2 separate regions of the Mus musculus genome follow, and region 1 is linked to region 2. Evidence: chromatin loops called from intact Hi-C (ENCODE). Cell type or tissue: gastrocnemius. All regions are shown on one strand.

What was found. Hi-C counts contacts between places; a loop is a spot of excess contacts. Peaks named below come from ENCODE experiments on the same cell type or tissue, not always from the same donor. Only the 100,000 strongest peaks of a DNase experiment are listed, where the experiment ranks them.
Region 1: it touches region 2 in a loop (2.3-fold over the local background); 8 of 42 quality-filtered maps call a loop at or near these places.

The regions. Positions count from the first base shown.
Region 1 is chr11:79,798,995-79,806,994 of GRCm38, reverse strand. No RefSeq gene overlaps it. Among named protein-coding and RNA genes, the nearest start is that of 9130204K15Rik, 6.3 kb to the right of the region's middle. In gastrocnemius, no CTCF peak of the experiment used is centred here; DNase peaks (open chromatin) are centred at 618, 3,793 and 4,199; H3K4me3 peaks cover 637 bases; H3K27ac peaks cover 3,919 bases.
Region 2 is chr11:79,916,894-79,924,893 of GRCm38, reverse strand. No RefSeq gene overlaps it. Among named protein-coding and RNA genes, the nearest start is that of Gm24454, 27 kb to the right of the region's middle. In gastrocnemius, a CTCF peak has its summit at 4,796 (motif pointing right); DNase peaks (open chromatin) are centred at 4,000, 4,284 and 4,796; H3K4me3 peaks cover 649 bases; H3K27ac peaks cover 2,541 bases.

The DNA of each region.
Region 1 (8,000 bases), 120 kb after region 2:
GCTGGCAGGGTTTGACTGATGAAGGCTGATGAGTCCCGCTGGGGACAGTAGTGAGCTCTCTGAGTACTGTGGGGCTGGAGTCTAGGGGCTCAGCCTTCCCATTCCATTCTTTAAGAGAGGAGGAGGAGGAAGAAGTGGAATTCATCCCTTCACCTGAGAGTCTTGAAAGCAGGTTCAAGAACTGGATTCTGCACTTGCTGTGTGACTTTCAGTAACTTGTTCCACCCCTCTGGTCCCCTCCCCGCCCCGCCCCCATTCTCTCATATTCTCATCCGTAAAGTAGAATCCCAGCATGGCTGTAGTTCATAAATGGGATCCTGTGTAAAAGGACTTGGAGGCGCGCCTTCCACACAGCTGAAGCCTAGGAAATGGGGCATGGCTTCAAAGCAGCAGGGACTCCAGGGTCCTCGGTTCTATGCTTAGTGCCCGGTTCACTCATTTCCTCACGCCTCTCTGGTCTCACGTTTGGAATTTGGCATCCATTGGTCAAAAGTCATAGTCTGTATTTGGCTGAACTAATTTTATCCCAGATTACTGCTGACAGAGTCAACATCTCTCCCTCCTCCATGCCCGGGGTCCTGCGAGGGGTACGTTCTCCAGGCGGCCTGCTCTCTTAGCTTGGTTGCCTTGGCCTCCCTCCCCACGCTGGTGCCCAGAATGTAATAACAAATCCCCATCTCCAGGCCAGCAGCCGGGTGCCCAGGAATTCAGGCCCAGCCTGGCTAGCGCTGTTCACCGGCACATCTGTTTCCAATCAGTATATAAAGCGCATTCTTTCTGCTAGCAGGCAGGCGTGCAGGCCCTGAGCCTGGGGACCAAGCTAATTGATTGCTAAATGATCTTGTCATTTCCAAAAGAGGTCTCTAGGCCTGCCCTTTGCCCTGCCTCTACTCCCCATGGGAAGACAGCCTTAAGAATTAACTCATCAGCTGCCTCTGGCTGCAGAGAATCTCTCAAACTTCTAGTGTGGGAAAGCCCCCGGAGCCTCAGAAAAGGTTGAAGACTGGTGGTTCCAAAAACAGTGGCTGCCACAGGCACCAGCTGCCTCATTCTCCCTGATTGCACTAGGCCCATACTATGGGAGAAAGAAACGAGAGTTCAGGAGTATTGCATGACTCCAGGTCACACAGAGTTGGTGGCAGAGATGCATTGGTCATAAGCCCGATTCCTGCTAGGTTGAAGTTTGGTCTTTAGCCTGGCCCATGAGCAGTGTCTGGTCAGTGGAAGCATCAAGGCTGTCAGTGAGGAAGCAGATAGCACAGGATGGCTTTCTAGACATGGGACACACAAGCCATCTGCGTGCGCTGCCATGCTGAGTGATGACCTGGAAGCTAACACTGTTCACATCAAAAGCTAAGGACTTCCAGCAGGCTTTCCTTCCTGACAGGAAGACCCTCATGTCCCAGCCTCTTTGCTCCAAGGGCCTGGGGTTCCCTGGTACTAGAGGGAAGATGTAGCTTCTGTGTTTCCTCATCTGTCTCCCCTAGTTGAAGTCAGGGGCTATTGTCTGTCTGTCTCCAGACTGTGCTCACAATGGAGTACTTACATGGAGGCAGAAGGACTGAGTGAGTGAGTGAGTGAATGAATGACTCATGCCAACTGGTTTCTGGACAGCTGAACAGTGAGAACAAGTTCCCTTTACAAAACCTCTGACCTTCTTGTGGCGGTTTGAATACGCTTGGCCCATGGGAAGTAGCATTGTTAGGAGGTGTGGCCTTGTTGGAGGAAGTGTGTCACTGTGTAGGCGGGCTTTGAGGTCTCCTCCAATGCTCCACCCAGTTCAGATGAGACCCGACCCCCTGCTCCCACTCCTGGCTGACTCAGTGAACAGTCCTCTTCTGCGGCCTGAGGATCAAGATGTAGAACCCTCAGCTCCTTCAGCACCACGCCTGCCTGGACACTGCCATGCTTCCTGCCGTGATAACAGACTGAACCTCTGAAACTGTAAGCCAGCCCCAGTTAAATGTTGCCCTCAGAAGAGTTGCATTGGTCATGGTGTCTCTTCATAGCAATAAAACCCTAACTAAGACATTTCGGTTGTTGTGACTGTCGCTGACAAATGAGAGCGGATTGGAGTGTCCACCCTGGCTGCCTGAGGGGTAAGCTGCAATCAAGGAAGCTTTTATGGTATACCTGCTGGATGGCCTATGTGGTAGCGCAACATTGGTTTGTTTTAATATTTATTTATTTTTAGTGTCTTTGCGTGTGCACATTACAAGCACATACATGTGAGTACAGATTCCTGTGGAAGCCAGGGATCTGGACTCCCCCTGGAGTTGCCTATAAAGCCCCAGCCTCTGAGATGAGTGAGGGACAGAGAGAGGAGAATATGACAATCAAGGCTAGTGTCTGCCCTGCATTGCCACTACCACTTACACTGTGACCTGAAGCAAGTCTCATGACCTGTCTGAGTCTCAGAAGCTTCCGTGATGCCCTGCATGCACAAGTCCTTAGGAGAATGGGGCAGAGTGACTCGGACCTGCAATCCCAGCACCTCTGAAAGGCTGCCACAAGTTCAGCTACACAGTGTATGTAAACCAGCCTGGGCTATGTAAGTGGCTTTGTGCCAGCCTGGGGTACAGTATGATGAAAAAAAAAAGAGTGCTTCAGAACTGTAGGATTCTTTAAAAGTATCATTACCTTTAAATGCCTATGTGTTAGACCCAGCTGAGAGTCCTGTTAATCCAAGGCCTGGTTCTTTGAGGTCTCTCTCTCTCTCTTTGTTCTTCATGGCTAAGCTGTACCTGCTTCAGTCTTCATCTTGTGTCTTGTTTGCCTTTCCCAATAATAGTGATGGTGGTGTAGCCACACCCACTTTAGGAATGCGCAACAGGAAGCTCCAAAAGGCTAGGTATCCTGTTGAAGGCTCCAGAGGCAGTGAGAATCAGGTCTGTCTCTGAGCCCTGTTCCAGCCACGTGTGCTTTGTTTTCAGGATGCATCTGCCTCCCAGGAGCTGGGCTGACAATCTCCAGCATTTGAGGACCATTGTACACAATAAATAGTGTCACTCAAGTTCATAACTATGACAACCTCTTTCCTAGAATTTGATTTACTTTGGGAGAGTGGAAAGTGGGCATCTGATGAAAGGAATTGGAAGGGAATAAGTCTTTATAGAGAGGTAGAGTTATTTGGTATCTTTGTGGGGTGAGCAATTTGCAGACTCTCCAAAAGCCCTGCTTATAAAATCATTCAAGGTTTGAGATTTTGCAAACCTGTGTCAAGTGACTTTATGTGAATAATCACCCTGCTCTGTATGTGTGTCTGTGGTGAGAGAGAGAGAGAGAGAGAGAGAGAGAGAGAGAGAGAGAGAGTCTCATGTAGCCCAGGCTGGCCTCAAAGTTGCTATGTAGCCTTGAACTTCTGATCCTCTTGCCTGTGTCTCCCAGGCGCTGGGATTACAGCTGTACACCAACCAAGCTAAGTTTTATGCAGGGCTGGGTGTTAAACCCCAAGACTTTCTGCAAGCAAGGCAAGCACTCCACCAGGTGGACCATATTCCCAGCTGCCCATGGATGATCTCATTCAATGCCGATCTCAGCCCTGTATGGCCAACATTACTTTTATCTACGAACTACAGGCATAGAAACCACGGGTCAGGATGAGCAGCTAGGGACTGGGGAAAGCAGAAGGCAACAGTCAAGGCCTCAGCCTGTTCAAGTATCACATCCCAGCAAGGGAGGACGGAGGGCCTCTAAGGCCATAGCCTCAGACTGGCTGAGCCTCATCCCTCTCTCTCCTTCTCCCTCCAGCTGGCCTTGCTCCCTCCTCTTGGAAGCTTCCTTCCCTTTCCACTCAGCTGGAGATGCTGGCAGAGTCCCAGTGGCCACATCCATGCCTGGTTTGTGCACTGCGGATTGTCAGTGTCTCTGTTCCTCATTGCAGCCCCAGGCAGAGAAGGCGGGAGCTCATTTTCACATGTCAAAGATTTATTTGGTGCTCTGATTTCTCCCCTTCTCTGCCTCTCACTGTTTATTGAAATCGTTCATAGGATACTGTTAAAGACTAAAACAAAAGTCAATAGAAAAATATTTATGGTCTGCGGCGGGCTTGCTGCGGCAAACGGATGCTTAAAGATGCAGCCTCAGGCTTGAGGGAGGCGGGGAGGAGGCCTCACTCCTTGGCTACCTCTGTGAGTTTTCATCTGCCTCCCCGGCACCCCATCCCATTATCCTTGTTGGTTTTGTGAGGCGATGCCTCTCCCTGGGGTGGTTTGGGGACAGGTCCCGAGGGTCCTTCTCTGACCTGGTCCTCCATGTGTTTACACGGCCCCACATGCCATGCGTGTTCTGCACTAGCTCGTCATTCTGCACGTGTCTGACCCTTCCCAGCATCCAAGTATCTAGATGCAAAGTTTGCCTCTGCTAGGCTATTTCTGTCGTGAGTTTCAAACAGAATCACACATGTGTCCCTAACAGCTGTCTCTCCCAAACTTCATGCCGCTGGCTTCTTAGAGGAACTGTATTTTATTATTGTTAGTTACTCTTAACTATTATGTGCCTCCAGTACATGTGTCAGGCCTAGTGGGGCTGGGGATGCTATAAGCAAGGTGAAGGCCCAAGCAGGTAACCAGCACTGGGAATTGAATTCCAAATGGACAAGAGAGGAGCCCTAAGTAAGCTCTGGGTGTCAGCTGGGGCTCGGATAATGCTCGGGCGCGGAGGAAGCCACACTTGGGAGGGTAGCACTGGGTTTGCCCTGGAAGGCTGGTCCCAGTGAGGTCATGGGAATAGGGGAGAGTGAGTAGCTGAGACAGAGGCACGGGCTCACCGGGGCATCCCAAGATGCAGCAGATGATCTGGTTGGTGGGAGTATGTCAGACAGCTTGGGCTATCAGAAGTCTTCCCAGTATGCAGAGAGTCAGAGAGAGGCACACATTGTTTTGTTGTTGTTGTTTGTTTGTTTGTTTGTTTGGACAGAGCTCACTGTACAGCTCAGTCTGGCCTCTAACTTGTGATCCTCCTGCCTCAGCCTCCCAAGTGCTAATTACGTGCTTGCCACCATGCCCAGCTCATGCACACATTTAAAAAGAAATTCAAATATAATAAATGCATTATTTACAGTCATTGTTTGATTCAAATTATGTTCATGAGCCTTATCTGTGTTATTGAATAGAATTGCTGGTGCTAATTTTTCTCATGTATAACATGTCATCTTTTAAGAACACTTAAGATTTTTAAAAATTATAATCTTATCATGAGTATATAGTTTTGTCTACATGTATGTATATATACCATGACATGCCTGGTGCCTATAGAGGCCACAAGAAAGTGTTGGACGCCCTGGAGTTGGAGTTATAGATGGTTGACTCCTTAGAATCAGACCCGGGTCCTCAGCCAGCGCAACAAGTGCTTATAACGATCCTCCCAGCTCTGCGTTCCATGATTTTCCTTGTTATTGAGACAGAGTCTCTCTATGTGGCCTTGGCTATCCTGGAACACTCTATGCAAACCTCTGTGTAAACTCTCTGTGCCTGCCTCTGCCTCCCAAGTGCTGGGATTAAAGGTGTGTGCCCTTATGCCCAGCTTCCATTTCTTTAAAATGTTTTTAGTTTTATTTGACATGTATATGAACACGCATGTGTACAGAGGCCAGAGGAGGACATCAAGTGACCTACTCTATCCCTCACTGCCTTGTTCCTTTGAGCAAGAGTCTCTCGTGGAACCTAGAGTAAGGCTGGTGGCCAGTAAATGCTAGTTGTCCTCAGCAACACCACTGATTAGTGCTGGGGTTACAGACCTGTGTGTGGCCATGCTGCCTCTTTATGTGGGCTCTGGGGACTCAAACTTCTGTCCTCCTGACTGCACAGCATGTGTTTTATCTCCCACCCCATGCTCCCAAAAATAAGACTCAGACTAAAATATATTTACAAATACCTTGGCCGTATAGCTAGGCTCTTCTCTGACTGAATCTAACTTAGAATATCCCATTGATTTTAGCCTACATTCTGCCACGTTGCTGGTTACCTGTGCTCAGATACCACGCATCCATCTTGTCACACCTTTCCAGTGAATCTCCTTGCACCTGGCTCTATCCTAGAATCCTTTCTCTGCCCCAGATGCCCTGCCTCTATTTCCTGTCTGAGCCACAGGCCTTGGGCTTTTTGATTGACAAGTGGTGCATCCATACAATACACGATATTCTCTCTACATAGTTGAACTCAATGTTCTGTTAATGCACTTTTATGTCTCCATGGATTATTTCTATACCTGGACATCTCGAGGACACTCTATATTACCTACCGAAAGCGTAGCCTCTGACATTTAAGCTCTTACTCTCCCTGAGATCGGTTACTGTTGTCTTGCTTTTACTTGGTTAGTTTTGGTGCTGGGGACTGAACCTAGAGCATGCTAAGCACGCGGTCTACCACTGAGTTCCTTTCCAGACCCTGGAATTGATCTGTCTAAGGCGTGAGGGAGGCAGGGTTCCAGCTGTCGCCTTCCTGCACAAAGGCTTGCCTGTCCCACCACTGTTTATCACAGAGCCTGCCCTTGCCCCCTGCCTTGGACCCGTCTCTGTCATATACCAGGTGTTCATTAAAGCATGATTACTTTTGGACCGCTGCTTCTTGGTTGCTCGCTGGTCAGGCCCTGAGAACACAGCACACTGCAGACTTATAGTAACTTTCTGTTTTGCCAACCGAATTCTCCAGCCTTCAGTCTATAAATCAAACTGAGGGAGCTGTTGAGTTTGCCAGCCCACAAACATGGTAGGTTTCTGTTTTGACTGGAATCTTTGTAAAAAAAAAAAAAATGGCTTTAATGAGGCATGATTGGCTTACAGCATATAGCACAGATTTGAAGCTTGCTATTCAGTGTTTTTTGACATATGCGTTTATCCATGAAACCAATACTCCGGTAAAGATGGCAGGCATAGCCAGTAGCGGGAATACCCCATTCCCATTTTAGTTAGCAGCCCCTCCCCAGGGCACGCATGCCAACTTCTCCATAGTGACACTGAGTTTATTTTCAGGTGTGTATTTCCATTCATTCTTCCTGGTGAAATGTCTGTTCAAACCTGTACAAACCTGTTCAAACCACTCCCACCTCCTCATCTCCCCCATGGTTTTGTTTTAGGACAAAGTGTCCCTATACACTATGTAGCATGCTGACCTCAAGCTTGTGGTCCTCCTGCCTCAGCTTCCAGAGTGCTGGCATTATAGGCATGGGCCACTCTGCCTAGCCTGTGTTTGCTGTTCATTCTTAACTGGTTTATTGTCTTACCCTAGAAGTTTGAGAACCCTTTATGTTCTCGGGGGTTGGGAAGAGGACTGCACCCACATACGCATCTCCCAGGATCCTGTGTGAAAGTCAGAGGAGCAGCCAACTCTCTCCTTCCACCATGGAGTTCAGCATACCCATTGCAGATAACTTCACTGAGGATGGTTGGTGCATGTAGGCTCCAGGAACTCAGGTAGTCAGACTCAGCAGCAAGTGCCTTTACCCACTGAGCCATCTCCCCAGCTCCCGTTTTAGTCCTTAAATGTCTCTCTATAGAGATTTAGAATTAGGCCACAAGACACTATTTTTTTTTTTTGTAAATGATATTTTAAAGAATACTTCTCTACATTTTTGGTCGCAGGATACACCAGGGTGAGTAGTCTTTAACATGTATGTTTTGCATCTAGTAATATTGTCCAACCTCACTTAAAGATTTTTTTTAAAGTTCCCTTGGTTTGGGGCAGGCATCTACATGTCATGCTGCATGTATGCAGGTCAGAGGATCTAAATAACTTTAAAAGTCCCACAGCCTTTACATATTCTTAAAATTTCAATCTCTTTACAATATCCATCTTTTTTAAAATCCAAAGTCTTTTTACAATTAAAAGTCTCTTAACTGTGGGCTCCACTAAAACAGTTTCTTCCTTCAAGAGGGAAAATATCAGGGCACAGTCACAATCAAAAGCAAAAGTCAATCTCCAACTGTCCAATGTCTGGGATCCAACTCACGACTTGCGGGAATTAGTTTCTTCTCCCACTACGCGGTTTCTGGATGGCCAACT
Region 2 (8,000 bases):
ACTTTGTAAAGAGCTGCAGTGTAAATGTCTTAGACTTCGTTGCACTCCCAGGGCCGGATTGTTAACTAAATTTTTTTTTTTTCCAAAATTGTGCTATGCTTAAATATGAGCTAATAATGTCAGATTCCAAGAAGTCTTGGCCCTGCACTAGTTACCAAAATAGGGATGATTAAAGTCTCATTCTTGCTTCACCCTGATCGTGTTCCCTGCCTGCAGTAAAACCTGAGGCACCCGTGCTAAGTTCTAGTTCCGGGGCAATCTGATGACATCCTTTTGGCCTCCATGGGCTCCCATATACACACAATACATACCTGTACATAAATACATAAAAACACATAAAGTGCATTTACATACATCCAAGGTAAAAAAAAAAAGTAGAATGCAAGAAGCCCTGTATTTGGAGACCCTGGGACAGGAGGCCTGCTAGAGATTATGGGATGTGTGCATACTAAAATCACAGGGATTGAGATACGGGTCTATGGTGGTCATGTCTTCCCTTAACTGGGACACCCATCTTGGGTGGCTTGAAGGTGACAGCTATTCCAGTGACCTAGGCTTAGATCAGCTCCAGAGGCAAGAGTTTCTGGGTTCCTTTCTGAGCCTGGGTGGTAAAAGCCTCCCGAGTCTCATGCTTCTGCAGGGGTCCTGGTCCCAAGGGAGACCATTGAGTTGCTCTTCTGCCCTTAGCTGTACTTCCAGGTTCCATGGAGCCTGGGATTTGGGCTCTGTGGAGGAGCCAGAGGTTAACCAGCCTTCGGACTTTTGAATAGGACAAGTGAGGGCTGAGGTTAACCAGCCCCTGTGCTTTCCAATAGGAGAGTGAGGGCTGCTCTTTGGGGACCTGGCTAAAGCAGGCTGCTGGCTTTGTCACCCGTCAGTAGTTTACAGAGTGCATCAGCCACTCTGAAGGACCTGGCCTCGTGGGTAGTAAGTCCTTGCTTGTTGCTCAAAATGCTGGATGCTTTCTTGGGTCTGTTTTGTGATCAGAGAATTCATAGACCTGAATAGCTTTAAGGTTTTATCACTGAGATTTTATATTGACTATTATTATTATTATTATTATTGTTATTATTATTATTATTATTATTATTATTATTATTATTATTATTATAAATGGGCTCTTACTATGTAGTTCTGCTTGTTCTTGAGCTCACTATGTAGATGAGGTTGACCTCGAACTCGAAGAGATCTGCCTGTGTCTGCCTCCTTAGGGCTGGGATTAAAGGCACCCAACATGAATTACACTTTAAGGATTGACATACTGGAGACCTGAGACTACCCTGGAAAAGACAAATTTAAGCTGTCTTGCTCCTGTGTATTTGGCATTGCTGAGCAGGGACTGGTGAGTTTGTGGGTGATTGCTAGCTATTTCTACTGATGGGAAAATGGGACATTTACTTAGTTTTCAAGGACTGTTGGCTGAGAAAGTAAGTGGCAAGTTAATTAAGGCAGCAATTTTATCTTCTTTAATTGGCATGAAATTCTACTTTCTACTTAATCTTTGAACACTTCTAATTATATAAAGCCAGTTGTTGTTGTTGTTGTTGTTGTTGTTGTTTTTAAACAGATTCTGTCTCCATAGCCCTGGCTGTCCTGGAGCTCACTATGTAGACCAGGCTGGCCTCGAACTCATCGAGATCCACCTATCTCAGCCTCCCAAGTTGCTGGAATTAAAGGCGTGCACCACCATATCCAGCTTGTTTTTAGTGAGGGGGAAAGGCTTATTTAGCATACAGAGTGGGCAGTGGCTAATTTACCTCACTTCAAAGCTGAGAATGACAGACTCCTCTAGGATCACATGGTAAGCTGTGAACAGAGACACACATTCACACACACACACACACACACACACACACACACACACACACACACCCCACATTAGTCTGGTAGCCTTATCAGCCCCTCACACCCTGGCAAGTCTGTGGTCCACCAGAATAAGCCACCTGTGCCTCCATGAAAAGCCAAGGGCTTCTTATCTGCCTTAGAAAAGATTTAGAGAATCATAGCAGTTGAATATTTAAATTGTTTTCCAAATGCCCATGAAGAATGTGCACAAGATCTCTCTGTCTCTCTCCCTGTCTGTGTGTGCACGTGTGTGTAGTTTAAACATGTATGTTGTTCAGTTTGGCTTATGCTGTCTGCACATCTTCTCTGCCTGCTTCAGGCACAGGGCTTTTCCTACCACAGAGGGAGCCATCATGGCCACCGGGTGCTAGCTATTAGAAAAGTCTGAAACGGAGAGGGGCAGAGGGAGGGAGGAGGTGCTGGAGGTGGAAACGGAGATTTTTGGGTTTTTAGTAGAAGTCTCAGCATTTTCAGAGTCTGAGATTATTTATCGAGGAGTGAAGAATTGTGGCTATGGGAAGGCTCTGGTCACCAGGGTGGGCTGGGGCAGAACCAGGTAAGCACGGGTGCCAGGCAGGCCTAACTGAGAAGGGACTCTTAAGGAGGAGGGGGCCAAGGAAGAGGACACTAAAGGACACCTTCTGCTGGGTTGCTGAGTGCAGTTGCGCAATAGTGTCGTGGGGTGGGGCTGGGGAGTCCCTGGGGTCACCCCAGCTGTGCCTTTGCCACTGTTGCTGTTGACTAGGGCAATGGTGACTGCTGCCTAGCTTCTGTCACAAGTGTGAACCAGGGCTGGGGAGAGAGAGGTGATAAAGGGACAGAAAAAGAGGAAACAGAAGGACAAGCCAGTGGGCCACTGGGGAGCAGAGGACTGTCAGGACCCAAGGAAAATAATCCTTGTTTTAGACAGGGTAGGATGTGGCTTTAGCCTGGCCTCAAGCCAGAGGTCCCCTGAGACTCGGAGATGGCCTCTACACCTCTACACCTGTTTCCTCTTCTTCTTTCTCTCTTCTTCTTCTTCTTCTTCTTCTTCTTCTTCTTCTTCTTCTTCTTCTTCTTCTTCTTCTTCTTCTTCACATTTTAAAAACCTGTATGAGTATTTGCCTGTGTGTATGCATGCACAGCACAAGTATGCTTGGTGCCTTTGAGGCCAGAAGAAGGTGTCAGAGCCCTTGGAACTGGAGTTAAAACACTATCTTTTATTTTTTTTAAAGATTTATTTATTTATTTTATGTATATGAGTATACTGTAGCTGTACAGATGGTTGTGAGCCTTCATGTGGTTGCTGGGAAGGAAGGTTGCCCACTCTGGTCGACCCCGCCCACTCTGGTCGACCCCGCTCACTCTGGTCTAAAGATTTATTCATTATTAAATCTAAGCACACTGTAGCTGTCTTCAGACACACCAGAAGAGGGCATCAGATCTCATTAAGGATGGTTGTGAGCCACCATGTGGTTGCTGGGACTTGAACTCAGAACCTTCAGAAGAGCAGTCAGTGCTCTTAACCGCTGAGCCATCTCTCCAGCCCTTAAACACTATCTTTAACCAAGAAGCTTCTCCAGGCATGTGCGAGGGAGTGAGTACCACGAATCATGGGTGGTGGTGGTGTGTACTCTACTGATGAGCTATGATACCTGTCCTGGCTATTTGCAATTTATATAGGTAATTTTGTATATAATTTTATTAATTTAATAAATTGTGTGTGTATGTATGTGTATTTGTGCGGGCGTGTGTGCACGAGTGTCTATCTGCCTGTCTGTCGGTGGAACATGCATGCAGGTCAGAGAACAATTCTCAGGAGTTCGTGATCTGGCCTGGGATCCAGGCAACTTATGGGAATCAGGATTAAACTCAAGTCATCAGGCCTGTGTGCAGGCACCTCAGCCTGTGAGCTGTCTCGATGGCCCATTTTGATACTTTAATACATCCTTGTTTCTGATTTATGGCTTTCTTGGGTGTTGGGAATCCTACAGAGTGTCTTTCTTCCTCCCATTTCTAATGAAGTTTGGTGTCACTTTAGAATGGTAGTCAGTCTCCAGGAAACCCTCCCTGGCAAGGGTGGTGTTCCCCCAAACTGCCTGTCGCCTGGGCCAACCAGGACCTTTCCTTTCTCAGAAGCAACTGGCTGGACTCAGCTTAGCCCTGCTGCAGGAAGAAATCTGAGCCTGCCTCTCTGGGAAGCAAACTCCCTGGCTAAGTAAACATCTTGGTCCTACACTGCCCTTGATTCTTCAAAGTTTGCATTCTTAGCTCCAGCTTTTACAGGATGGTTGGAATAGGGAGGAACAAAAAATGATCCTGGCCATCGTCCATTTGGATTCTGCCCTTATGCTAGAGCAGAAGCCCCATCCAAATTACAGTGATGGATTTGGAGGCACATGTGCTCAGTGTGCACTAATGTATGTAGGTAAGACAAGCCAAGAAGAGCCCCAGGGGCTGCAGGATTTAACGGAGCGGCTGGGCTGCCTCCCACTTTGTTGACTTAGCAAGTCTGGTTGCAAAGCCATGACCTTTGGAGATATTCGCCTCCCAGGTTCCAGCAGTTTCTATTAAGCTGTTTCTAAACGACTATCTGTTTTATATTGGTCAGGAGAACGGGATCTGCATTTCCGGTGGCCTTTGGGGCCACATCTCCCATAGGTTCTAAAGGAGCTATTTCCTTCTCCCCCGCAGGGCTGCCTCCCTGGTTCTTGCGTTCATGTCAGAGAGACACTGTCTCTGGAGGTGCTGTCCCAGGAGGTGCTCTCCCATTCTCGGAATGTTGTTCCGTGCTTCATTTTCCTTTCTTTACTTTTTCCCTGATGAGGTAGTTTTGATCTCTGAAGCAATCTGCTCTGATAACTTTTCATTAGCTGTTGAACAAACGTGGCAGATACAAGTGAGAGCCATATGTTTGGCAACGGCCCTTGAAATCCCTCTCAGCCGCTACCTGTGGCTTTATTCCCATCGTCCAGAAGGTGGCAGCAGAGGCACATTGACTCTGCAGTCTCCAGCTGGTTCAAGATGACTTTATTCATTGGCTTCATCCTTGTTGACAAACTTCTGTGAATTCTCAGCATCAATAGAAACCTAACTATGACAGGCTGTTTTTTGGGGGTGGGGTGGGGGGTGGAACCCAAGGCTCTGTGCGAGCCAAGCAAGCCCTCTGCCTACTGAGCTACATTCCCAGTCCCAGGAAGTAGCATTTATAGTTCCCACTTTATAGAAAGAGAAACTGAGGCTTGGGTGGTGAAGACAGCTGGCCAAAGTTTACAGACATAGGGTATAGCTCATGTCTGATTCTGAATTTGGTGTGTGTGTGTGTGTGTTTACTTTTCTAAAGTGGGGAGCATTTAGATTTGGCAAAACTCGAGGGTGAATTTTATTTCAGATAAAGCAAGGGAATCTGGTGTGGGTTTGCTATTAAGTTTGGTTGTTGCCTTTTGTTAGCCTAGACTTGCCTTGAGCTTGCTTGGAGCTGCTGCTCTTAATTAAGCTCCTCCATCAATTGCCCTTGAACACCTCTGTGTACTGTAGACACAGGGCGAATGAGGAGGAGACATGCCTGCTTTAACGGAACACAGAAAAATGCCACACACAATGCCATAGAGTTGTCCACGTGAACCAAGGAGTCTGTGGAGAAAGGTGGAGCTAGGAGGGTGGAAGGTCAAGGAGACCCCCTCCAGGGACCAGACAGCCTCTAAGCCGAGTCCTTGAGGACTTAGGCAAGCGGTGGTTGTGGGGCATCATCCAGGCCAGGGGAGCTATGTGTTTAAAGGCCCCTAAATGTGAGAAGCCTTGTGAATTGGAGGGGACACAGTGATGGGTGAAGCCAAGAAGCAGGAGATCTTGAAGTTACACTGACAGCTTGACTGTCTCTAGCAGGAATGTGACATGGGTGGGTGTACTGGCTAGTTTTGTGTCAACTTGACACAGCTGGAGTTATCACAGAGAAAGGAGCTTCAGTTGAGGAAATGCCTCCATGAGATCCAACTGTAAGGCATTTTCTCAATTAGTGATCAAGGGGGAAAGGCCCCTTGTGGGTGGGACCATCTCAGGGCTGGTAGTCTTGGTTCTATAAGAAAGCAGGCTGAGCAAGCCAGGTGAGGCAAGCCAGTAAAGAACATCCCTCCATGGCCTCTGCATCAGCTCCTGCTTCCTGACCTGCTTGAGTTCCAGTCCTGGCTTCCTTGGTGATGAACAGCAGTATGGAAGTGTAAGCCGAATAAACCCTTTCCTCCCCAACTTGTTTCTTGGTCATGATGTTTGTGCAGGAATAGAAACCCCGACTAAGACAAATTGGTACCAGTGGAGTGGGGTATTCCTGTGACAACCTGACCATGTTTTGGGGAGGACTGTGGAAGGACTTTGGAACTTTGGGCTTGAAGATCCATCCATTGTTAAGACCTCTGTCGGATGTTGTGTAGGAGCTTGGAAGATAATGTTGAGAACACTGCAGAAGTTGGAGCTCTGGTGTGTGAAATTTCAGAGGGAAAATTAAAGACTCTTTTCAGGGCCATTCCTGTTTTGATTGTGAAGATTCTGTAGTTCTGGTTAGCTGGGGCTGAAGAATCAGCTGTGATTAACAAGATACCAGAACTACTAAAGCAAAAACTTTGCATTACTGGGACTATTGATGCTGGTTAGCTGGAGCTAAGAAATTAGCGGTGATTAAGAAGAGACCAGCATCATTGAGGTGACATCTTCTGGGAAGTATTTTCTGAAAGCACAGTGGCTGTGTTCCAGATATAGCCAAAGTTGTACCTTGTGCTGTGGCTGGACTTGGTAATGTGTAAGGGTCACCCAGGTGGTACTGGTTTTGAAGGCATGAAGGAGTTGAGCAGAGCAGCTGAGGCTTGGCACTGTGAGAGGCCATGGAAGGCCATTGGTGAAAGTGCAGCCTCAGTTGCAATTGATGGCCCAGGACTGAAGGGGTCATGCAGTGTTTTGGAGATGCCAGTACCATGAGATGACCACCAAGAGCAGCAGCAGCAGTGGAGTACAGGCATCTGGAGCCTAGAGGATGACTCGTGTGCTACAAAGGGCCTGGCTGGAGAAGTGACCCAAGCCCTTGGAGGAGCCCAGAAGATCGTGAGTTGGATCCCAGACATTGGACAGTTGGAGATTGACTTTTGCTTTTGATTGTGACTGTGCCCTGATATTTTCCCTCTTGAAGGAAGAAACTGTTTTAGTGGAGCCCACAGTTAAGAGACTTTTAATTGTAAAAAGACTTTGGATTTTAAAAGAGATGGATATTTTAAAGAGATTGAAATTTTAAGCATATGTAAAGACTGTGGGACTTTTAAAGTTATTTAGAATGGGGATGAATAAGATTGTAAGGGTTGAGGCTTACTAGTGATGTTTTTGTGTGTCAAGTTGACAAGGGGTCAATTGTACTGGCTAGTTTTGTGTCAACTTGACACAGCTGGAGTTATCACAGAGAAAGGAGCTTCAGTTGAGGAAATGCCTCCATGAGATCCAACTGTAAGGCATTTTCTCAATTAGTGATCAAGGGGGAAAGGCCCCTTGTGGGTGGGACCATCTCAGGGCTGGTAGTCTTGGTTCTATAAGAAAGCAGGCTGAGCAAGCCAGGTGAGGCAAGCCAGTAAAGAACATCCCTCCATGGCCTCTGCATCAGCTCCTGCTTCCTGACCTGCTTGAGTTCCAGTCCTGGCTTCCTTGGTGATGAACAGCAGTATGGAAGTGTAAGCCGAATAAACCCTTTCCTCCCCAACTTGTTTCTTGGTCATGATGTTTGTGCAGGAATAGAAACCCCGACTAAGACAGTGGGTTTCCCTCTCGGGAGATTCTGGGGAAGAAACTAAGGCTGGGGACCATAGTGAGAGAGATGACGACCTCAGTGAAGGTAACGGTTATAGCAGAAGCAGGTTGGAGCTATTTCTAGAAGGAGGAATGGCAGGTGTGGGGACAGGCTGCCTATGTGAGGCGGTCAGGCTGCGGTACCAGGTAAATGATCTTCTCATTTGTAAGAGCATGTCACAGCCCCATTTCAGGAAGGTGGCACTACACCAGGGTGCTCGCAGAGCTTGGTGGCTCCCCAGGACTGTGCAGCCCTGTCCTTGGAGCTCGTGAAGGTCATGTCTCTGGCCACCCACGGCCTTCCTTTCCCTCAAGCTCTCTTCTCTCAGCAGATACTCACAGAGGGTGTTTCTCTT